Linked DNA regions of Homo sapiens: region 1 is linked to region 2. Evidence: chromatin loops called from intact Hi-C (ENCODE). Cell type or tissue: endothelial cell of umbilical vein. All regions are shown on one strand.

What was found. Peaks named below come from ENCODE experiments on the same cell type or tissue, not always from the same donor. Only the 100,000 strongest peaks of a DNase experiment are listed, where the experiment ranks them.
Region 1: a loop joins it to region 2, with 2.2 times the contacts of the local background. A loop is called at or near these places in 2 of 110 quality-filtered maps.

The regions. Positions count from the first base shown.
Region 1 is chr18:22,331,844-22,339,843 of GRCh38, reverse strand. No RefSeq gene overlaps it. Among named protein-coding and RNA genes, the nearest start is that of CTAGE1, 82 kb to the left of the region's middle. In endothelial cell of umbilical vein, no CTCF peak of the experiment used is centred here; a DNase peak (open chromatin) is centred at 3,943.
Region 2 is chr18:22,700,889-22,708,888 of GRCh38, reverse strand. No RefSeq gene overlaps it. Among named protein-coding and RNA genes, the nearest start is that of RBBP8, 230 kb to the left of the region's middle. In endothelial cell of umbilical vein, a CTCF peak has its summit at 4,369 (motif pointing right); a DNase peak (open chromatin) is centred at 4,418.

The DNA of each region.
Region 1 (8,000 bases), 370 kb after region 2:
CGTGCTGGGAATCGTATGAAATCATTTGCACATTATTCTTTGTGACCTTCAACCTTAGGTTTACATTTCAATATTTCACATTGCTACATTGCCCCATTAAAAGAAATGAGAAAGTTTAATTAAAAACTTGAAAATAAGGGCTTTAAATAAACCAAAAGGAAAAATAAAACTTTGCCCCGGTGTCCCTCCAATGAGAAACAACTAGAAATTTCTGAGGGATTAAATGTCTATTTAATCCCATAGGTTTGGTTTTAATACGTGAACATTTAAATCATTTTCAGGTAGTTATAATTTTTTTCCCAATCCGGCATCCAATAAAGTAGTCATCATTTTTTTTTCCTAATCTGGCATCAAATTCAAGAAAGATTAGAAGCAGCATATGTGCCCACATGCTGTTGCAGGTGGCAAAGCCATGCCCCTCGCTCTACACACAGCCTGGTCCTGGGCTGGGGTTGGTCAGACTCAGCATGGGGTGGTCCCGGAACTGACTCACCCCACCTAGCCCTAGGTCCCTATATGGGCTTCCACTTCATTCTTTGTGGGAGTGCCCAGAGCCCCTCCTAGAAGCCAGACAGTGGATTTCCCTCTAACTCCTGTGGGTCGGCTTCCATGGCTAGTGAGTAACTCTGATTTACTTAGTGCCAACGTCATGCCAGGCACTTGGCTGAGGGCACTAGGCCCACCTCTCCTCACAGATGCTCCTCGAAGAGGCTGCTATCATTCATCCCTTTGTTGCCTGTAACTTGGAAGCCGGATGTGCCCTGCCTCCGTTCATGTGTAGCTACTGCCTCTTTGTCCAAAGTCAATCCTGACACAGCCTTGAGCCCTTCCTCTGGTGATCACAAAAGATTCCTTCACACCAAATCGTTTAGAAGCCTTGAATATTTGAAGGATCAAGAAGAGAGGACACAATGCACCCTGCACAGACCCTACCGTCCCCTGCCACCAGTGTCTTGGGGCGTCAGCACAGGACAACACAGCTTTCCCACAAAGCACAACGCTCTCCATAAGTCTAATTCTGGTAAAGCCATTTGAAGACAACTGCCCTCATCCTGCAAGATATGGATGGGCAAGCTGAGGTAGAGAGGGGCTCAGCAATTTGCTCAAGCTCACTTGGCTAATAAGAATCATAATAGGAATCTGATCCCAGGTCTGCCTAAAAGCTCACACTCTAATAAGTCATGCTGCCTCTCCAAGACCAAATCAATAGCCTGGCACGTGATTTCTTCTGGCAGTGCCTACCCTGCTTTACCCTTTCCTCTAAGGCTTAAAGTTGCCCCCTATTTCATCCCAATAGCTGGAGACAGTTCCCACCTGCAGGCTCCGGGACCCCCACTACCTAACACACAGAGCACCTCCTTGGTTCTCCTCTTCCCATCCCCACCCTGTCTCTGTGCCTCTCTCTGGGCTCTACCTACTCCCTTTGCTCTTTGATGGGGACAGATTGCTTGGCCTGCCTCCAGTCCCCCATCCCCAAACCTTCTATCTGTCTGATCGGGCTTCTTTTTATCACCTGTAACTGGACCCCTCCCCTGGGCCACCTCCCATCCTCCCTTGAGCCCATTTACAGGCCACCCATCTCTAAACCCCTTGCTGATTGGATTCACTGTTTTGGGAGAACAACACATCTCTCATCTCTGCCTTTCTTGTCCTTCCTCATTGCCTATAGCAGGCAAAGAATGTCTGCCTTACCAAGAATGATTCAGTTCCACACTTTCCCTAATGACCAGGGTGCTCTAGGGAGGGCCTTGCAGTGTTTAATGGAGTGACTGAGACATCTCTACCTCCCTTCTCTCCTCTTTTGCTCCATATCAGCTGAGATGGCAGCTGCCCCAGAAAAGATTTTTGGCTGATCTGGCTGATCCATTTTCTCCATGCTCCCTTGGATTTTCCCATGCAAAGCTAAAAATAGCAACCCATTTCTGTTCTTAAACTAAAAGACAGAAGCAGACTCCCTTTCATCTGGGCAAGGAAGTGACACTTGTGCTGATGGTGTGGGCAGGTACTGGTGCCCCAGCCTCAGGGAGGAAACAGAAACCGCAGGAAGGAGCAGGGAAGGAACTCTTAGGAAGGGGTTGGTATGCACTTAACATCAAAAGGGATACACCACTATCATCACGAGTAGCAGCTCTGAATATTAGAGTAGGAGTTGGAATTCTCAGGCGATCTGGCAACCAGTTGGGGCTTTCCAAAGGGTCTCATGTGGTCCACCAACGCACGTGTCCCTGGATGGCCAGCTGAGGGGTAGAGTTCACCACTTATGTAGCTGCATCCCCTGGGAGGTGCCCCCAAGCTCTGGAGGCTGCAGATCAAATTCAAAGTTGTCCCTGGAGGTTTGAGTCCTGTGTTGAAGAGCTGTGATATATGCATCTCCATGGCACCAGCCAAATTATGCAATTGCTCCAGTTTCATCACTGTTTTCTCTCTCCCTTCTCCATGATGTCCTTCCTCCCAGGCTGACTCCACTAGTAGCATCTCTTCCTCCTCTCAATTTCTGTCTGCACCAACCATTGGGCATTTAATCATGTAGGACCTTGTGACATTCTCTGTGTTGCTAAAAGAAACTTTTATCGGTTGCAGTTTTCTTTGAAGAGGGGTGTGGGGTGTGTGTGTGTGTGTGTGTGTGTGTGTCCCCTGGTTCAGGAGCGGTGGGTGAGCACTGCAGAATGTTGAGGAAATGCTTGCTTATAGATGCATAAGAGCCGAGGAACTCGGCTCCTCATTCTAGATCTGACATTCGTGAACAACTCTGGAGAAGTGATAAGTTTCTCTGAGACTCCCTGGAAGATGTGCTCAAGAACCCTGGGGTGGAAAGAAATGGTCCCTTCCCAAATTTGTCTGTAGTAAGGGAATTCATATCTTCTGAGTCATGGAAAGTTGGCAAAAATTGAAACAGACTTTAGAAATTTTAGACTTTTAGAAATTTAGACTTTAGATTTTTAGAAATTTTAGAGATTCCTAGGAAGCAAGTAAGCTCAGAAAATGTGATTAGGTAAGGGCCTGAGTGGTGGTAAGATAAATCAATGTTAGATAATGGATGGATGGATACATAGATCGATGATAGATAGATAGATAGATGATAGACAGATAGATAGATAGATAGATAGATAGATAGATAGATAGATGAGGGCTCATCTCTCCCTGGGACTGAGATGACCTCACACAAGGACACAAGCAGCACAATGGGCATTCCCCACAGAAGGCACCGACCAGGGCCAGTCACTTCTCATGACAAGCATCATGTCATCAGTGGCAGGGCCAAGGTCCCCTCGACTCTGAAAGGCCAATGCTTTGAAATGTCCTTTAGCACCCCGGGCATTAAGTCATTTCAGGTCAAGAGCCAGACTGCCCAGTGCCCACTCAGAACCCTGAGGAGCCCTGACCTGGGATTAGGTGAAGTTTGAGTCTGTCTCTGGACTGGGTGCACAGCCAGTCCTGTCTCAGGCCGGGACATGAAATGCTCCCCTTCCACCTGCTCACACGCCCCAAAGAGAAGCCTCCCCCATCACCCCCGTTCCTCCACAGCCCAGTCCCTCAGCTCAGGCCCTCCTCCCTTTGCACCTGAAGCCCCTGCAGGTTGCTCCACGCTCTTCCAGCCCCAGGCTCAGCAAAGCGCCCACCACTATTCTTCCTTGCCAGAGTCCCCACCAAGACAGGGGAGCTAGGCTCGATCTGTCCTGCTGACTGCCTGCGCCCAGCCCTTGGGGACCCCGCGGGCCTCCGTTACTGCTTCCACTCCCCAGTCCTCTCCACTCCCTCTCTAGCTCGTCTTTGTTCCTCAGGCCTGACCCCGGGGCCAACTTCTCCAGGAAGTTTTCCCTGACAACGCCCTGCAGCCCAAGTTGGCAGGCTTGGCACGGCCCCCTCTAAAGAACAGAGGGAGCCAGCCCAGAATTGTCTATCTGACCCTGCTCTCTGCGGGCATCGGCCCTCCTCACCCTCCCACTCTCCCACCGAGCAGACAGTGAGCTCCTGAGGGTCAGGAAGCTCATAGTGCCCTGTCCTAGTATCCCCGTTTCAGTGAAAGGCTTGGTGCTTATCAGATGATTGTCAGAGCTTGTGGAATGCACAGGAAAGCAAGGCGTTCCTGCCAGGGAGTTCTGCCGTCCCAGGACAAAAAAAAATGGATTGGGGCTATGCTCCCCCAGAAAGGGCCCCTCAGGGCCAGTCTGCACTTTATTTTCTCTTTTCCAGTGCTACCTCCACCCAATGCTCTCAATACAAGAGCACTTGGGTTTCATTTTCACTTTTTAAATTTATTTATTTTTTAATTGACAAACAAAAATTGTATAATTTATTGCATTCAACGTGTTTTGAAATACATATATGTTGTATAATGGCTATGCTAAGCTAATTAACATATCCACTCCCTCAAATACTTACGTTTTTGTGGTAAGAGCACTTAAAATCTACTCTCTTGGCAATTTTCGAGTATATAATTCATTAACTATAATCATCATGTTGCACAATAGACCTCTTGATCACTCCTCCTGTCTAACTGAAATTGTATGCCCTTTGACCAACGTCTCCCTCCCCCAGTCCCTAGTAGCCATCATTTTACCCATTTTACCCTCTGCTTCTATGAATTCAATTTTTTTAGTTTCTGCATATAAGTGAGATCACATGGTATTTGTCTTTCTGTGCCTAGCTTATTTCACTTAATATGATATCTCCCAGGTTCACTCACATTGTCACAAATGACAGAATGTCTTTCTTCTTTTATGGCTGAAGAGTACTCCATTGTGTATTATATATTCTTCTTTATCCATTCATCTGTTGATGGAACTTAGATTGCTTCCACGCCTTGACTGTGGTGAACAGTGCTGCCATGAGCCCGGGGTGCAGACATCCCTCCAAACAGGGATTCCCTTTCTTTTGGGTGTAGACCAAGCAGTGGGCCCCCCGTGCTGCTGAACACTCAGGCTGCAATGTTAAACCAGACAGATGTTGTAGAAACAGTGAGCCGTAAACAAACAAATAATTTCTAGCACATGGAATCACAAAGAATGTAAAGCCAGGGGCACACAATAGCTTTACAAAGTGCAAGGAAAGCTCAAGGTGCTGAGCTGTGTCCCAAGACCATCATCCTGCATTATCTAATGGGTGGGGCCCACCTGTGTGTACCGAATCTCCTTCCAGATGCCCCTGCCGTCTCTCCTCTTTCTCTCTCTGTCTGGTTCTCTCCAAAGGACTATGGGGCCGGGGTACCTCCCTTGCCTGTCTGCCTCCCTCCCAGCCCCCATTGCCACTCACCTCCAGCCTTGGCTAGGCCCTTTCCATTGCTCCTTAACCCCTTATCCTCCCTGTACCCCAGGAACTCCTGCATGGGCCTTACCCTGGAATTGCTCACATCAATCCCTGACCAGCTCTAAGGATATGCCTTGAGTCTGGGCTACAGGAAATCTGCAAGACCCTTCCTCCCACCTCCTAGCACCAAGAAGCCCCAAATTGAGCCACATGTCTTTTTTCATTATACATTCATTCAATCATTTCCTTCATTTTTTCATGCCTTCATCCCTAATTAGCATTTACTAATGACTGTACTCTGTGCTAAACATAGGGTGCCAGGTGTCTAGAGATGAGTGCCACTCTTGTCAAGGTGCATGCTCAGTACCCAGTAGGGAGCTGAGCATAGGAGTAAACTCACCAAAATTCACCAGGCACAGTGGCTCACACCTGTAATCCTAGTGCTTTGGGTGGCTGAAGCAGGAGGGTTGCTTGAGGCCAGGAGTTTGAGACAAGCCTGGGCAACATAGTGAGACCCCACCTCTACAAAAAAAAAAAATTAAATTAGCCAGGCATGGTGGCACATGCCTGTAGTCCCAGCTACTCAGGAGACTGATGTGGGAGGATGGCTTGAGCTTAGAAAGTTGAGGCTGCAGTGAGCCATGGTGGTCCACTACACTCCAGCCTGGGTGACAGAGTGAAATTTTGACTCTAAAAAATAAAAATAAATGAAAAATAAAAACACTAACCAAAATGCAGGGAGCAAGGAGTGCTGAGTTGGCTACAGGAGTGCTGAGCATTTCATTGCTTTCCCCATGAAAAACATGCCATCTTTACCCTGTCACAGAACAAATGGAATATCTGTCTCTTTCATGATTAGCAAAGCTGATTTCATGTGTTTCTGAAAAGTCTATCACAGTGAAAACATTTTTACCTTCCAGGAAAGCAGGGAGCTATTTGCTTCCAATGTTTATGGAGATTGATAGGAAAAGAGAAAATTGCATTATAGGCTTATGTGCTGTGATAAAAGTCTATGCAAGGCCCGGTTGGGACAAAGAAAGGATAATTCAAGTCCAGGTAAAGGCAGGTTATGGGGAAAGTACGGCTGACCTCTCTGAAGACATCACGCTTGAACCACGTCCTAATGAGTAGAGGTTGACCAAGCTGGCAAGGAGAAGGAGGGAAAGGGCTTTCCAAAGAATCAGAAAGACCACAGCAAATGCATGGACCATGAAATTTCAAGAACTCTTCATTAATACCTATTACTACCTAACAAATTACTCACAAATGGAGTGGCTTAAAACAACACACAGTTATGATCCCACAGTGTCTTGGGGCAGCCACCTGGTCATGGCTTAGCTGGATCCATCCTTCAGGATCTCTCACAAGGTGGCAATCGAGGCGCTGGCCAGGGCTGGGGTCGCATCTGAAGGGTCAAGGCGGGGATCCATTTCCAAGCTCATGTGGTTGTTAGAAGATTTCAGTTCTTCAAGGGTTGTTGGATAAAGGGCCTTAGCTCCTTGCTGGCTGTTGGCCAAAGGCCACTTTCATCCCCTTGCCAAGTGGACCTCTGCAACACAGCCACTTGCTTCATCAAAGCACACAAACCAGGAAGGCAACAGACAGCATCCACTAGCAAGACAGAAGCTACAGTCTCCCGTCAGTTAATTACGGGAAGTGACATCCCATCACTTGTCATTCTCCGACAGTTAGAAGCAAGTTGCTGGGCCAGCCCACACTCAGGAGAGGGGATTCTACAGTGATGTGGCTACTGGGAAGTGGAGATCACTGGGGCCAGATTAAACCCTGCCTCCCATCGTCCATTTGGGGAACTACAGATTGTCTTGTACTAAGGGGATGATGCAGCAACACTAGAGGCAGCAGGCAGCAAATGCAGACCAAGAGGGCCTTATGCACCGTGCTAAATAACCAGGGTATTTGCCCTGTAGAAGATGGGACTTCCTTCTTTTCTTTTTACTCACCTTTTCCTTTGGCTTTGTTTCTCAAATCACTTTTGCTGTCATTGTTTCCTGAATTCCCACCTTACACATTCTATATCATCACTTCCCCTTACTCTTTGCCATGTTTCTGTCCTCCAGTAGGCACCAGCACAGCTGTTATTCAGACACACCTAAGATTTTAACAATGCAACTGAAATCAGTTTAACTTCCCTAACCCAAAGAGGTGACACCCAGAAATCCATTACTTAGATTTCAGGAACAAGTTGTTTAGGGCTGCTCAAAAAACCAGAGACGAGGTTATTAGACAAGTGTTGAAATGCCTTCTTGGGAACCCAGCCCTTCCCACAGATTCCTGTGTTGTTCCCTAATTGAGGGGCTGCCACCAGGCATTAGTTGTTCCAAATCCATCATCAGCTCCAAAGCCCAAACTTCCCAAACCACAACCAACTTTCCCTGAGGAAATGGCCTCATGTCATAATCCTTCATTGCCCAAAATGTCTCCTGATTATGGTTGTCTGTTCTTTCCTTTCATCGCAGTTGAAAAATGTTCACAGTTCTGGCTTCTAGAGATCTCTACTGGCTTCTTTACCTTGATCACTTTTTCTGCACATGTGAGAGTATATCCTTGCCAAAGCTCATTTTTCCATGCTTAATAAAGCATTTGATAGACTACTTTTTTGGCATGAACCCCCTATCTTCCATCCTTTGATCTGTGAGCTCTACATGGACAGAACTGTATTAGTAAGAACTACCTTTCCAAATACTGTAGCCATGTCCAAAAATATAACACCCTAGGGTTCCATTGGAAAGCCC
Region 2 (8,000 bases):
TAGGACGGTGTCTTAGAGCTGCCGCAGAGCTGCAGTGGGAGGATTAGGGACTCTGGAGCACTTGTGTTCTGCATTCGTCTTGTATAGACACTGACGTGTTATTTCATTTGCTCCTCACTGCAGTGTCATGAGGTAGACAAAGCAGGCATTATTGTTCCCATTTCGGAAGTGAGACAACTGAGACTTAGAGAGATTACATCACCTTGCCCAGTAAGTTTGAACCCAAGTGTTGTCATCATTAACTACATACTGTATATTTTATGTCAGATTCAATAGTTTCTGATGTAAAGGCCCAGATTTTAAGTGTTTTAGGCTTTGTGGGCTACACGGTCCTTATCACCACCAGTCTGCTCTGCTATTGTAGCATGCAGTTATTCATACAATACATTAAAATGGGGGCATGGCTGTGTTCCAATAAAGCTCTATTTACAAACATAGGTGGTAGGTTGGATTTGGACCCTATCCTATGCTAGAAAGCTATAACCGATTTTATGTGAAGAGTAAAGATTCACAGGGTATTAAATACACTTGTGCATTTTAATTCTCAAAAAGTAAATATTGGCCGGGCGTGGTGGCTCACACCTGTAATCCCAGCACTTTGGGAGGCCGAGGTGGGCGGATCACGAGGTCAGGAGATCAACACCACCCTGGTTAACACGGTGAAACCCCGTCTCTACTAAAAAAAGTACAAAAAAATCAGCCGGGCATGGTGGTGGGCACCTGTAGTCCCAGCTACTTGGAAGGCTGAGGCAGGAGAATGGCGTGAACCCGGGAGGCGGAGCTTGCAGTGAGCCGAGATCGTGCCACTGCACTCCAGCCTGGGCGACAGAACGAGACTCCGTCTCAAAAAAAAAAAAAAAAAAAAAGTAAATATTAAGTAACAGAGTGTAAAGGAACACAGCCTAACCTAATGTGATTCATGTAATAAGGAAAGAGCATAGGGAAGTTAGTTGAGTGGAGGTTACCTAGCAGTGAGGTGATGGGAGCTCAGGAGATACTCATGGAGGATGAGGGAGGTGGGTGATGCTGGGCAGTTATTTTCCAGGTGCCTCTGCCATGTGACTGCCCTGGGCCCCCCACAGCTCTCTTTTTTCCACTCTCTACCTTACTGTTCAGGCCTCTGCTGAGCTGTAAACCTGCATTTTCTATTCTGAACACCTCTCACAGAACCTCTCATCTCCTTTCTGATATGACAAATATTCCAGACCCTGCTTCCTGAAGGGAAGATGCAGGCTCTGCCCTAAGGTCAGGACAGGAAATCCTGGCAGGGAAGAGGAGCTAGGAGACTTGATGGGAATAGGTCTTTATTTCTTCCACCCACATCTGGTTCAGCCCAGTGACCCTATTATTTGGTGACACATTTCTGTCCACCCGGCTGGTTAGCTCTGCCAATAAGGCTAGAAGGGAAAATAGGAGAAACTCTAAGAGCAGAGCTCACTCTTTGAACATGGTACATTTCTTTCTTTCTTTTTTTCTTAATTCTTTTTTTGGAGACAGAGTCTCACTCTGTTGCCCAGGCTGGAGTGCAGTGGTGTGATCTTGGCTCACTGCAGCCTCCGCTACCTGGGTTCAAGCGATTTTTGTGCTTCAACTTCCTGAGTAGCTGGAACTACAGGCACGTGCCACCACACCCAGCTAATTTTTGTATTTTTAGTAGAGACAGGGTTTCACCATGTTGGCCAGGCTGGTCTTTAACTCCTGGCCTCAAGTGATCCACCTGCCTCGGCCTCCCAAAGTGCTAGAATTACAGGCATGAGCCACCGTGCCTGGCCTGAACATAGTAAATTTCTATTTATACTCAGAAAAATAGACTTCTTAGTAGGCCCAAGGAATCTCAAACTCCTTCTCATGCTCCTCAATGTACATTTCCAAGTGCATCTCATTCCTATTTTCTCTGCTATTTCTGTCACCTAGGATGTTTTCCCATCACCCCTCTTCTGTCTCTTCACCTACCCAGTTCCTGCTCATCTTTAAGGTTCAGCTCCACAGCTTTAAGGAATTGCTGTCTCCTTCATGGAGCTTTCTCTGCTCAGTTCTGTACTGCCTGTACCATTCATTCATTTAGCATTGTATTTTATACTGCTTTATGATCTTCCAGGTTAATTAACTTTTCACGTGTGTCTTGTGCTGTAATGACAGTTCAGCTACTCTAAAGCGTTGGCTGGGTTTTAAGTTATCAGTATCTTCCAGCACAGTGCTAGACTCATACTAAGCACACCTATGGAGTGGGCTACATCCACAACTATGATCTTTCAGTGGGCTTTAACATGGAGATTCCTTTCTCTCCATTTCTTTTTTTTTTTTTTTTTAACTTTTATTTTAGGTTCAAGGGTACATGTGCAGGTTTGTTATATAGGTAAACTTGTGTAATGAGGGTTTTTTGTACAGATTATTTCATCATCTAGGTACTAAACTTAGTACTCAATAGTTATTTTTCCTGATCCTCTACTGTTTCCCACCCTCCACCCTCAAGTAGGCCCCAGTGTGTGTTGTTCCTCTCTGTGTCCATGTGTTCTCATCATTAACTCCCACTTATAGGTGAGAACATGTGGTATTTGGTTTTCTGTTCCTGCACCAGTTTGCTAAGGATGATGGCCTCCAGCTCCACCCATGTTCCTGTAAAGGACATGATCTCGTTCTTTTTTATGGCTGCATAGTACTCCATGGTGTATATGTACCATATCTTCTTTATCAAGTCTACCATCGATGGGCATTTAGGTTGATTCCGTGTCTTTGCTCTTGTGAATAGTGCTGCAATGAACATATGTGTGCATGTGTCTTTATGATAGAGTGATTTATATTCCTTTGGGTATATACTCAGTAAAGGGATGGCTGGGCCCAATGGTAGTTCTGTTTTTAGCTCTTTTGAGACAAGTTCTTTCAGGGGCAGGTTGGAATGTGTAAGTGACCACACATGTAAAATGATCACTTTCTGTTGGTCTTCAGCCATTGTCCTCGGTCAAGTCTAATCAGTACTCTGTAAAATCCATGAGAGCAGAGACTGTGTTTGATTTTGCTCACTATTATATTTCCACCATTTAGCAGGTGCCTGACACATGGTAGATGTAATAATTATTGTCTGATGAAAGAAAGAGTGAATGAATATTATTTTTACCTGGTCCTGGTTGAATCCCTTACCCTGTGGGAAAGGGGCTGACTGTCAAGAAGTGAGGGGATGTCCTTAGTTGTCCCTTCTTGCCAGAGCATCTCAACCCCTCGGGATTGACCCCTCAACAGGTGATGAACAGAGATCCCAGAAGTAGTCACTTTCTGAGAAAACATCTCCTAATCTAACCCACCAAAGCTTGCTTCATAGTGTATTGAGATGTGCTTCCTGTCTTGGTCTGTCAAAAGACTTGAAATCCCTTCACAGTGTGAGTCACACATGAAGTGAGTGCTTAGTGGTGACTGTGTTTGCTGATTTGCTTATGAAGGCAAAATCTGATTTAAGAGCCAAAATTATATATGTATATATTCTTTGAACATCCCTAATCTGAAAATCTGAAATGCTCCAAAATTTGAAACTTTTTAAACACCAGCAGGATGCCACATGTGGAAAATTCCACATCTGACCTCATGTGGTGGGTCACACTCAAAACACAGGCTCATGGCAGTTTCCTCAGCACCCCCAGCTGTTCTGGCGATGCTACTGTGCTTCCTTACCCTTAACGTAATATTTTTTCACTGTATGACTGGTATGTCATTTTTTTTTACTGTGAAATACTTCTGTTTGTACACATGTCAACAATGATTCTTGGTAGCGTATCAGTTCAGTCAGGAATGACAGTGATGCCAAACCACCACAGACCGTCCACATGCGTGGCTGAGACAGGGCACCTTTGCTTTCTGATGGTTCAGTGAACATGAACTTTGTTTTGTGCATAAAATTATTAATAATATTGTATAATCTTACCTTCAGGCTATGTTTATAAGGTGTATATAAGACTTAAATTAATTTTGTGTTTTAGGCTTGGGTCCCAGCTCCAAAATGTCTCATTATCTGTATTTGAATATCCCCAAATTTGAAAAATTCAAAATCTGAAACACTTCTGATCCCAAGCATTTCAGGTAAGAGATTTTTTTTCTCTCTCTCTCCATATATGTATGTATTTATCGATAAACTTTCATAAAATATAAAAATTGTTAATACATGTGATTCACACATGATTAAATACTAGGGAGAATATACAGAATATTCATTCTGTCACATAGGACATGTTGTAATATATATTTAATTATCCACATGCTAAAATAGTTCATTTTCCTGAATAATGTTTTAATAAAAGTATTTTCCTCTTTTGGGCATTATGTAATAACACACTAAGGAGAAGGTTGGTTGTGTTTATTTACTGGCTTTGTGCATATTTACCACAAGGTGGCAGTATAGCAGCCCCTCCTTGCTTATTAGGGACAGAGATACACACCTCTTAATGTCGAGATAGCAGAGATTGTTTCTTCCCCCTCAAGTTTCCAAAGTCTAAAATCACGTCCGTATGTCCTGATTCGTAGCTAAGTAGATTTTTAAATTAAACGCATACATGCATAAGTCCAAATTCTCTCACACTCACAAAAACTCTCATCTACAACCTGGCCTGTATGACAGGATGAATAGTCTGTGTATTCTTAGTTAATCACGAGTGAATTGTATTAATAATTAAGCAATCTCTTGTGTAATAGGCAAAATCAGTTTTAAAACTTATTAGTGAAACTTTTAAAGCAGTTTAGAAGGCATAACCTATTTCAGTGGTGATATTGTTATAGGAGAAAAGAGGCCTCCATAGTTCTCGGTTGGCACAAGGAGAGAGAATCTACAGGAGGAAGGTGTGTGGGAGGCTGCGGGGAGAGGTGCATAGGAAGCTGTCAACCATTGCTTTTTGGCTACAAGCATTTACTGATCACTAATCGTTCATGAGTTTATTGTGTAAAAGCTGGTCTTTGACTTTTAAGAGCTTATGACCCAAAGCTATAGACAGCAGAGAAAGAAACCAGTTAATAGGTGAGAAGACAATCACCATTACCATGATCTAAGAAGGAGGTAAATAAAGAAGGAAGAAACACTGCTTTTATATGTCTTTCCAGGGGATGAGAAAGAGAGTAGAAACAGGCAGAATGGAATGGGTAAAAGATCAAGAAAATAATAATGAGATCCAGGTTCTTGCCTCAGTTCTGCCCCTCACCATTCTAGGTCACTGCAGCTTCCTCATGTGCTGAAGGAAACGTGGATTTAGGTTTTGGCTTTGGAAGCATTAACAGAAGTATGTTCTGCCAACAGTTTTTATTAATGGGTACTCTTCAGAAAAGATTTGTGTTGAAATAAGTGGGGAAAGCAAATGATCATATTGCATCTCATCCTCTCCCCCTCACCGTCAGAGAGTCACAATGTGTGTTAACATAGAAAGGCTCTGAGTAGCCTGGCATGAAGAAACTAATGTAACTTTGTTTAACCTAACACTTTGAACTTAATTTGACCATGGAACACAATTCCTCACGTCATCCTACTCCAAGAAATACCAATTAATATTGCATAGAATATTAATGACCTTTGGTAGATAATTTGGAAACCACAAATTGAGAGGTCTTCAAAGCCTGTTTCAGCTCTAGGAATCTGGATCAGAAGCTCCAGGAGGGTAGGGAACTAGATCCCACTGCTTTACTTTATCCCCAGTGCTTGACATAAAGTAAATGATCAATAATATTTGCAAAATCAATGAATGAACTGTGATCGTTTAGGTCTATTTCTCACTCCTTGCAGGAGGCATGGGCTCTGTCTACCCCCTTCTGAAGTTATGTGCATATCAAATTTAAGCAACTCCAGCTACAGAAAGGAGATAGGGACCTTTTGTAGTGTAAAAACACAAGGGAATTATGCTGAGTCTTTCTTGGCAATGTACGAGTGTGTCGTCTTGAAGATATTTGACCCTAATAGGATTGCTTTTCCATTTCCTCCTGTTTTCATAAGTCAAAGTCTTATTCAGATTCATCTGGGAAAAAAGAAGAAAACAAAATTAGTTGGAAGGAAATGACTGACATCCCCATTCTGAAGATCAAAGAGAAGGAAAGAATCTCAGGGGGGAGGGAGAATTAGAGGTTTCTAAGGACCAAGAGGCTCATGGTAGTGGACGATGGAGAGAGAGAGAGACTCTATAGAAGTGGGAGGCTCCTTGAAGGATAGGGAGACGGTGACTGAGTAATTGGCCCACACAATTAAGAAAGAAGTTTAAGAAGCTGCTAGAATAAGCTGAATAAGGTAGAGAAACCACTCCAGGTGCTCTGTTTGGGTTATAAGTGTATCTTGAGCAGAAGTAAGGAACTCAGGTGTATTCTATCAGATCCTGTGTACATGGGTATTCAGTTAAAAGCAAAACTTTTCTCAGGGTCCAGATAGCACCATTCTGCAATTAAAGACATAATATGGAAGGGGCAAACCCAACTCTACTGAAAGGATTAATAGCATAGAGTGCAATTTCAGGCTACACCCACCCAAAGATATCAGCTGCCTACTGTAAACTCCTTTGGTTAAGGCAAACTCTGGGAGGTGCCTGCTGAAATGCAATATGTGACCCAAAGAGAAACAGCACATTTACCCAAGAGTAATCATATTCACAGCACAGAGAACAGGGTCCTAGGACACAAAACACTGGAGAAGTAAATTTTCCTGGGGAAAGAGAAGCTGAGGAGCATGGGACAATGCCGCAGGACAGCACTGCACAGGCCCTGGGAGCTGGGAGCCAGGCCCGCGGGTGCCAAGGGCTTGCAGGGAACCCCAAATATAAGACGTGGGAGACATCGAAGGTATATTTTATCTGCTTCACCATTTTGTTCACAGCAGATGTAAAAAGAGACAATGTCAAGTTGAAAACAAAAGATCTTGGAAGACAGCCCAGACCTCCCCATTTCTGCTTTATATCAACTGTCCTGTTCTTATTATTTGTATCTAAAAATAAAGTATTGATGTGTATAATTATTAAATATTTGTACACATATCTGTACAATATATGTATAAATATAGTTGCAATTATTTTTAAAGTAAATTAAATCAAATTCAACATTTGAGGTTATTCTTGTAGTTCTTCATTCTTGCTCACTTGCATGCCAATATGATTTCTTAACAAGGAGAAAAAGGAACAGGGTTGCAATTGGCACTCTGAAATTGCATATAATATGGAGCCTGTAATATTTCCATCAAAAACAAGTGACTCTGGAGTTAATAACTGTAGTGATTATAAATCACTCCACTGCTTTACTCCTCCCCCTCCCACATTATCTCGAGTTTCACTACGATGTAGGTATCCTATGAAGGTGAGTCAGGTGTGCGAATGTCACCTGGCATGTGTGTAATGTGCGAAGAAGATTGCTAACTGTGAACTGGGCTCATGTCTCCAGCATTCAGATGGAGCAACACTGCTGGCTTAAAATGAGACAAATCCTCCGGACATGTGGAGGCCATTTTAAAAGCCATACCAGCTTGTAAGAATACTCTTTAACAAAAATTCCCGTCTGTTCAGATACAAGTCAGTTTTACATCCTTGATATTGCATGGTTTGTGCTAATTTTTCTAAGTCATTCTAACTTAGGGAAACAAATATTTCAAAGAAATAAACTCACTCCTAAATACCCATACAATACTTTGTATGTGATGATTTCCATTATAGGATGATTTCAAATAATAAGGAAATAAGGAAATAAATAATAATAAGGATATAAATAATAATGAAATAAATAATAAGGAAATAATAATAAGGGTATAAATAATAATAAGGAAATAAATAATAAGGAAAAATAATAATGAAGAATAAATAATAAGGAATAATATTATAACGGAAGGTTTCAAATAATAAACAGAATATTAACAAGTGTATATACTTAATGTCAAGGTAAAGTATTCATTTTTTACCCAACAGGAAATGACTCTGCTCAAAATATTTATTTCATCTGCTTATTACAGTTTGCTTTTAGGCAAAAAACTATTAGTTTGAGTGAAAGGACATGATTTATACTAC